Regions from separate parts of the Homo sapiens genome. Here region 2 is linked to region 1. Evidence: chromatin contacts called from ENCODE Hi-C or POLR2A ChIA-PET data. All regions are on one chromosome and are shown on one strand. Each heading gives the region's core, a stretch centred on a gene start or an enhancer-like site at or near the end of the contact. The rest is flanking DNA. Distances are from core to core; before and after follow the strand shown. Region 1 overlaps CD6 (CD6 molecule). Region 2 holds the start of LINC02954 (long intergenic non-protein coding RNA 2954).

Region 1 (3,952 bases), core at 393-2,892:
TCTCACTTTTACGACAAAACCACTTCTGCAATAACCAACACACCCCTGTGATAACAGCATTAATCCGTTCATGAAGGCAGACTCCTCATGACCTAATCAACTCTTTTCTTTTCTTTTCTTTTCTTTTTTGAGACACAGTCTCGCTCTGTTGGCCAGGCTGGAGGGCAGTGGCGCAATCTCAGCTCACTGCAACCTCCACCTCCCAGGCTCAAGCAATTCTCCTGCCTCAGCCTCCGGAGTAGCTGGGATTACAGGCATGTGCCACCACACCCGACTAATTTTTGTATTTGTAGTAGAGACAGGGTTTCACCATGTTGGCCAGGCTGGTCTCGGACTCCTGACCTCAGGTAATCCACACGCCTTGGCCTCCCAAAGTGTTGGGCTTACAGGCGTGAGCCACCACGCCCAGCCCTAATCAATTCTTAAACATCCAACTTCTCAACACAGGTCATTGGGGGATTAAATTTCCAACACATGAACCTTGGAACACATTCAAACCATAGCAGGCTCCTTTTCAAATAAATTTATTGCAGCAAAAAAGTGAACCAATTTAAAGAAAAGTGTGAGGCACAGGGCCAGGCAAAAGTGGTAACAATGGGCCGGGTGTGGTGGCTCACGCCTGTAATCCCAACAATTTGGGAGGCTGAGGTGGGCAGATCACTTGAGCTCAGGAATTTGAGACCAGCCTGGGCAACATGGGAAAACCCCGTCTCTACAAAAAATATACAAAAATTAGCCAGCATCGTGGCAAGCGCCTGTAGTCCTAGCTACTCGGGAAACTGAGGCACGAGAATCGCTTGAACCCAGGAGGTGGAGGTTGCAGTGAGCCGAGATTGTGCCACTGCACTCCAGCCTGGGCGACAGAGCGAGACACTGTCTCAAAACAAAAAAGGTGATAATGATGTCTGAGAAACGCTGATCTTCCATTCGGCCCTCTGTGAAATGAGGCCTGGATGGAAAGACGGTTCCAGGTAATTTCTGCTTTTGTTCCTGTAGCACAGAAGTCAGAGAACAGAGAAGCCAGGTTCCCTTCTTGGGATAGGGGATGGGAGAATGCTTGACACAAAAATAAAGCCCTCGAGGTTATCCGCTTTCAACCAGCTGCCTTGGAGCTGGCAGCTGCTGCTCATTCATTCAGTCAATCAACAAACATTGCCTTGGACACTGTGGGGGACACAGGGCTGACCCAGCCATGGGCCCTGCCCTCTAGGGTTTTCTGATCTAGGAGAACACATTTTTGTCTTTATGCATGAGAAAGTGGTTTTCCAGACCCAGAGAGAGAGATGATACAGAGCAGAGCTAAAGCCCCCCTGCCCCACACACATCACATTCACACACACAGTCGTAATCACATATGCACACAGTCCCTCACACACACTCATATGCACACACCTCACAGTCATACACACTGCAGCCATCATTCAATCCCCCTCCCCCACCCCATGTAGTAACATTGAAAACTACGCAGGAGCACTGGGACGGTTGCTGTGGGAACCGGGATTCTGAAATCCTAACTTGTGGGCATCTGAATTCTTGCGCTGAACATTCTAATACATCAGCCACAGAGTTTATGCTCTGAATTTGGAGTCATTTCTCCTCCAGGGGCTCAGGCTGGGCAGCCAGCCAGGGAGTTAGCGAGGACGGCAATTAGAGGGCTGAAGACTTTCTGCCTGATGATGAAGAGGCCCACACGGTTTCCTGGAGAGGGCTGTCTGCCAGGGTGTGCACGCGCACATGCACAAGCTCAGGCTCAGGGGGTATGTCCGTGGAATCTGCTCAGGTGAAGCTCCAGGAATGTGTAGTGGTCATGTCCGAGTCTTCAGGCTCTGTATCGGTCAGGCCGGACTAGGCAAGGCTGTAGCAACAAGGACACCCCCAAATCTTCATGGTTTAACATGATAAGGGCTTACTCCTTACTCACACAAAATCCAAGCTGGGTCAACATCCCCTTCCCTCTTGCAGTTCCTCCGCAACCCAGGGCCTCTAATATCCTTCAACAGGGAAGACGTAAATGGAAATGGCTCACTGCCTCTTCCCTGCTTTGGCTCAAAAGCAGGCAGACGTCTTCTGCCTAGGCTTCAACCAGCCCAACCTAAGTGCAAGAGAAACCAGGAAATGCAGAGGAGTTCATAGGCAACCACAACAGTCCCTGCCCCAGAGCCTCCCTTTGTGCTTTGCAAGCCCAAACATCCCAGCCCAGAGGGGAGGCAAGTCCTTGGAGACAGTTTAAATCCGGGCTCTGCAGCTTGCTCACTGGGTGGCCTCAGGCCCACGCATCAGTTGGGTTCCCACCAGGAAACCTAGAATAGGAATTTAAAGGGGACTTATTTACAGAAGAACTATTTACAAAGGGTAATGCAGTAAGTAGAATCTAAGAGCAACTTCTGGCCAAAGGAGACACAACCAGGGAGTGGTCAGTGAGTCCGAGTAGGAGACAGTCAAGGAGAGGTCACCTTGAATAAGCAATGTCCTTCACATGAGGGACACAGCCTACCCGAGGGACCTCACAGGGGGGGCCAGAGGAATAAGTGTCACATCTTCGCTCTCCTCACTTCTGCCTAGCTCTGCTAAGGCTCCCCATTGGCTGAATCTGACAGAAGCCATAAGGCCCAGGAAGACAGGGGTTAATCCAAACAGATCAGCCTCCCAGGGCAGAATGGATAGTAGCTCTGGTGGAATAAATGGACCCTATCTGGCAGGGACAACTGATTTTTGCTTTTGGAGCCTCCTTTTCCTAATCTGTAAAATAAGAATGCTAACACCTGCCTCATTGCATTGTTGAAAGTAAATGGAATAGGCTGGATGTAGTGGCTCATGCCTGTAATCCCGGCACTTTGGGAGGCTGAGGCAGGCAGATCACCTGAGGTCAGGAGTTCGAGACCAGCCTGACCAACATGGAGAAACCCCGTCTCTACTAAAAATACAAAATTAGCCAGGCGTGGTGGCGCATGCCTGTAATCCCAGCTACTCAGGAGGCTGAGACAGGAGAATCGCTTGAATCTGGGAGGTGGAGGTTGCGGTGAGCCGAGATCAAGCCATTGCACTCCAGCCTGGGCAACAAGAGCGAAACTCTGTCTCAAAAAAAAAAAAAGAAAGAAAGAAAGAAAGTAAATGGAACAATATATGCAAATATGCAAATACCTGTCCTTCATGAATGCTAGTTTCTTAGTGTCTGAAGGCACTTTGCAATCCAGTGGTTCCCAGTCCAGGATGTGTCAATTATTCTAAAGTCTGATATGAAATTCTCAAACAAATTCTATAAACAAAATTTTCTTTTTCTAAATCACTCCCACTTTCGAGCTTTTTCTATATGTCAAGTATTTCATAGGCTGTCTCATTTCAGTCTCACAATATTTTCCTAAGAATCATAGCTGAAAAATTGGGACTGGCACAGAAAGATTAAGTCACCCATTCATGGTCACGAAGCCACTTTGTGTGTCTGGCCCCAGTGCCCACTGCCTTTCCTCCCTGTTCTACTCCGATTTCTGAAGCTGTGTGTGCAATGAATAGGTAAAGCGGAGGATCCTGAAATGCCAATGTTTGAGAACTTTCCCTACCTTGAAGGGAGGCCAATGCACCCAAAGTTGAGGACCACGTCTTTTCCAAAGGCCTCATGTAGCCACCACAGGCTCCAGGAAGTGCCCCCTGCTCATCAGGGTGTCTCTGTGGTCTCCAGGCCTGAGCTCACTCACCCACCATGCTGCTGCTGGTTCATTTCAGGTCATCCATCTCCAGCCCCACCTGACCAGCTCAACACCAGCAGTGCAGAGAGTGAGCTCTGGGAGCCAGGTGAGCAAACATTCCCTCTGGGGGTCCATGATCAGCTTTCTGTAGGTGGTCCCCCAGGGTAATAAAGAAGGGAAATGGACATTTAGGATACCAGGGAGGCTCCCTGACTTCAGACAACACTTCTTCCTGACCCATCACCTGAAGTTCCACTATCAATTCACTT
Region 2 (4,026 bases), core at 638-3,137, 51 kb after region 1:
TGGATTGCTTGAGCCCAGGAATTTGAGATCAGCCTGGGCAACATGATGAAACCCCGTCTCTATTTCAAAAATACAAAAATTAGCCAGGTGTGGTGGTGTGCACCTGTAGTCCCAGTTACCTGGGAGGCTGAGGTGGGAGGATCCCTCGAGCCTGGGAGGCCGAGGGTGCAGTGAGCAGAGATTGTGCCACTGCACTCCACTCTGGGTAACAGAGCAACAAGACCTTCTCTCAAAACAAAACAAAAACAAAAACAAAACAAACCAACCAAAAAAAAGCAAATGGGAAAAAAAACGGGTGCTCAGACTCGTAGCTGAAGCCAAGGGTTATCAGGGACCATGGATGGGTTTGGAATTGAGTTGACGGGGTTCGAGTCTGGCTCTGAAACTTTGTGGCAGGTTAAACAGCAAGGAATTTCAGCTTTCGAGTGGGGACAGTAATAATCCTCAGAACTCAAGTTTGTCCAGCTGCAAAACGGCACAATAACAGGAAGGGAACCTGGTGGCAAAACTAAAAACAACCAAAATGTCCAGCAACTGGTGAATGGAAAAACAAAAACAGTATATCCATGCAATTAAATAATACCCAGCAGGGGAAAAGAACACACATGCCTACCTGCTACAGCATGGATGGACCTCAAAGACAGTATGTGGATGGACCTCAAAGACAGTATGCGAAGTAAAAAAAGCCCCACACGAAAGACCACATATTGCATAATTCCATTTATCTGAAGGCAAAACTACAAAGACACGAAGTAGATTGATGGTCACCTTAATCTGGGGTGGAAGTGAAGAGTGACTGCAGATGGGTACCAGGGGATCTTTTTACAGTGATAGAAACATTATAAAATTGGGCAGGGCGAAGTGGCTCACGCCTGTAATCCCAGCTTGTTGGGAGGCTAAGGCGGGTGGATCACCTGAGGTCAGGAGTTCGAGACCAGCCTGGCCAACATAGTGAAACCCCATCTCTACTAAAAATACAAAAATAGCCAGGCCTGGTGGCACTCGCCTGTGATCCCAGCTACTCAGGAGGCTGAGGCATGAGAATCGCTTGAACCCAGGAGACAGAGGTTGCAGTGAGCCACGATTGTACCACTGCACTCAAGCCCAGGCAACAGAGCCGACTCTGTCTCAAAAAAACAAGAAAAAAAATTATAAAATTGGACTGTGGTTGCACAGCTTCATAACATTACTAAACAGAATTAAACTTTTAGTTTCAACCAAAACAAGTGAAGTCACCTGCAGTCCCATCTACCTGGGAGGCCAAGGTGAGAAGATCACTTGAGATCAGAAGTCTGAGTCCAGCCTGGGCAACATAGTGAGGCCCCATTTCTTTTTAAAAAGTGAATTTTACAGTATATAAATAATACTTCAACAAAGCTGTTTTTAAAAAGTGGCTGGCACATAGTGTAAGGATCAGTTCAGTTACCATATAGGAGAGTGTTTTTGAAAATTGTCGTGTGCTATGGAGAGGCCAGCCCTAGTGATTCATAAGGCTATAGCGGAGAGTGGGTGTGACCGCACTACCAGAACTGGAATCAACACGGAACTCCAGAACTTACTAGCTGGGACCGTGGGCAAGTTCCCTAACGACTCTGGGCCTCTGCCTCTTCATCTCTACCATGGAGATGGTAACAGTTTCAGCCTCACGGGGCTGATGTGAAGATTAAATGAGTTAACACGAGCAAGCCGCTGAGGACAGCCTTGCACATGGTCACGCACTGAGTAAACGGCAGCTCTTGTTCTCATCCTCATCCTCACTCTTCTATCCCAGCAGCGCAGTGGGGGACCCCAAGATCAAGAGCAGGGCTAGAGACACATTCTGTTCATCACAATGTCCCTTCTGAGGTTCACGCCATTCATCACAGTTCCTTGGGCTTCGGATTAGATGTGGTCATCTGTCCTGAACCTCCTCACGGCCCCACAGGCCCAGAGCTGGGCTCTGCCCATCATGGGGCTGCTTCCTGTTCCCCAAACACTGGCCACAATGTGAGGTCAGCCCAAAGGCGTAGGTGAGGAAGAGTGGGGTCCCTGGGACAGGAAGACAGGGTGACAGGAGTGGGCCAGCTCCAAGGTCAGAGAGAAGCCACAGGCTGAGCATCTCAGAGCCCCCAGTGCCTAGTACAAAGAAGCATAAGAAGGCTGGCTCACTCTCATTGAGCCCTATATCGTCCCCTGCATTAGAGCCAAGAAAACTCAGCCTCCAAGACACGGAACATATTTTCCTGGGTCAGAAGCAGCAGTCAAACCTGGTCTATTTATGCCGAAGCCCAAGTGCAGGTGCTCAGAGGAGGTATGTTAAGGTGGGAGATATGATAAGGTGGGGCAGGAGGCTGGGGATAAATGAGGGAGGGAGGGAATAGGGGCTCAGCTCTACCTCTGCACCCGCCACACATACACTGGGCTTACCTCTCCTCTCAACAAACACACTCTAGATAACACTTCCTCCAAGGGCATTTGTGAAAATGCAGGTTCCTGGGCCCCACTCCGAACCAACTGAGTGGAACCTCTGGCCTAGAAACAGGAAACCTGCATTTTTTAAGTGTCCCCCCGGTAATTCTTAAGCAATTTTAAGCCGGGCGCGGTGGCTCATGCCTATAATCCCAGCACTTATTGGGAGGCCGAGGCAGGTGGATAGCTTGAGCCCAAGAGTTCGAGACCACCCTGGCCAACATAGTGAGAACCCCCCATCTCTATTTAAACAACAAAAAAAAAGAAATTTGAGAACAACTGCCCCCAAATAAGGTGGGAAAATAGCTGCAAAAATAGAAAAAGTTCCATCAGAAGAGATCATCAGTTTATCCTGTCAAAGAATCACAAAAAATGAGAAGGCCCCAGCCTGCCACAAAGGCTTTTGGCATTTATCATTGTGAACAAATGGGGATTTTTAAATTTTGAGACCTCAAAGTGTGTTGATGAGCAAAAGCCTCACACTGAATTCTCACAGCAACGTGGTGGCCTCACACCTGTCCCCATATACAGAGGGAGAAACTGAGGCCTGGAGAAGGGAAGGCCCAGAGCCGCCTACATGAAGCTGGTCACTACACCATTGCCTGCAAGTTCAGGTGGATGCAGACCTCAGAGCTCCATCCTGAAGCCCCCAAAGGTGCTTTTCTTCATCTAGTCAATGCTCCACTGCACCTAGCCATGACCAAAGTGTAAATCCCAAACCGGGGGTAACCCGGTGACACTCATTTGTCAGCAGGTGCTGCCCCAAGTGACCAGCCGGATGGATTGCTCACTGTGACTTTATGCCTGCAGGGCCCTTAATGGTTTACAAAGGGCTTTTCCAGCACTGCCCGATTTGCTCACAATGATAATTAGTCGTCACAGTAACAAATGGGTCTGCAAATGAGGATCAGACCCAGATAGGGGGTTGAGCTCTGGCGCACTGCCTGGAACCCTGGTGCTCAACCCTAGTGGAGCTGCAGAAACTGCTGAGGTCTGTGCCTACCCCAGAATCCTGACTTAGCCTGGAGTGCTGCCTGCACAAAAGGATTTCTTATTTGAAGCTCCCCAGGAGATGCTGAACAGCCCCAAAGGAAGCCAGGCTGGATTTCAGGCTCCTCTGCCATGGAGCTGCAGCTTGGTTAGGGTCCGGGTGCTTCTCCCTGGATTACCTGGAGAACACCCATCGCCCCGTGTCCCTGGCAGGCTCACCGGCTCAGCCTTCCTTGACCCCCAGCCCCCTGGCTGTACCTTACCAGCCCCTGCAGTTCCTGGGAAACAGGTCTTACCCAGATCCCAGAGTGCGCCTCAGCCCACCTGTCACCTTCCCACTCTAGAAACTCAACTCCAAACCCACCTCCTCCATGAAACAAGCGAGGAGTCACAAACATCCCCAGTGCCACCCCTCTGAGTTCCACAGGCCTGGCTCGGGCACCAGCATCTCAAGCATGTGGGCCGAGGCCCGGCTTCCTGCCCTGGGAGCTGGTCAGGCCATTGCTCATCCTCAGGGAGGTGTCAGTGCTGGTAGAGGCTGCAGATTGCCTCAAATGTTTTAGAATGTGACGTTTCCCCCAGGGGCCC

Evidence for each region. Hi-C counts contacts between places; a loop is a spot of excess contacts on that map. ChIA-PET counts read pairs that join two places held with the same protein, here RNA polymerase II (POLR2A). Pooled maps may share reads with other maps.
Region 2: a loop to region 1 is called in a pooled map, with 2.0 times the contacts of the local background. The contact joins the promoter of LINC02954 here to the enhancer-like site in region 1. A Hi-C loop is called at or near these places in 6 of 168 maps with a recorded cell type or tissue (CD14-positive monocyte, IMR-90, Jurkat and 3 more), 4 of 37 single-sample maps with no recorded cell type and 12 of 50 pooled maps. POLR2A ChIA-PET finds 5 or more read pairs at or near these places in 24 of 52 experiments (B cell, CD4-positive, alpha-beta T cell, CD4-positive, alpha-beta memory T cell and 17 more).

Annotation. Positions count from the first base shown.
Region 1 is chr11:61,002,854-61,006,805 of GRCh38, forward strand. CD6 (CD6 molecule) reads left to right here. Exons shown (of 13, transcript NM_006725.5): 2 at 3,721-3,789. It overlaps LOC105369326 (a long non-coding RNA gene), which reads right to left. Exons shown (of 2, transcript XR_950155.3): 2 at 509-2,092. Among named protein-coding and RNA genes, the nearest start is that of CD6, 33 kb to the left of the region's middle. Within about 2 kb of position 1,643, at least 6 of the 41 ENCODE cell types and tissues checked have a DNase peak (open chromatin) inside an H3K27ac peak, as active enhancers do; they include CD4-positive, alpha-beta T cell and CD8-positive, alpha-beta T cell, where a contact is called at or near this core.
Region 2 is chr11:61,053,504-61,057,529 of GRCh38, forward strand. It overlaps LINC02954 (long intergenic non-protein coding RNA 2954), which reads left to right and starts at 1,888. Exons shown (of 4, transcript NR_186234.1): 1 at 1,888-2,009; 2 at 2,182-2,290. The region is part of intron 1 of LOC105369325 (a long non-coding RNA gene); the gene reads right to left. RefSeq lists an enhancer at 3,227-3,727.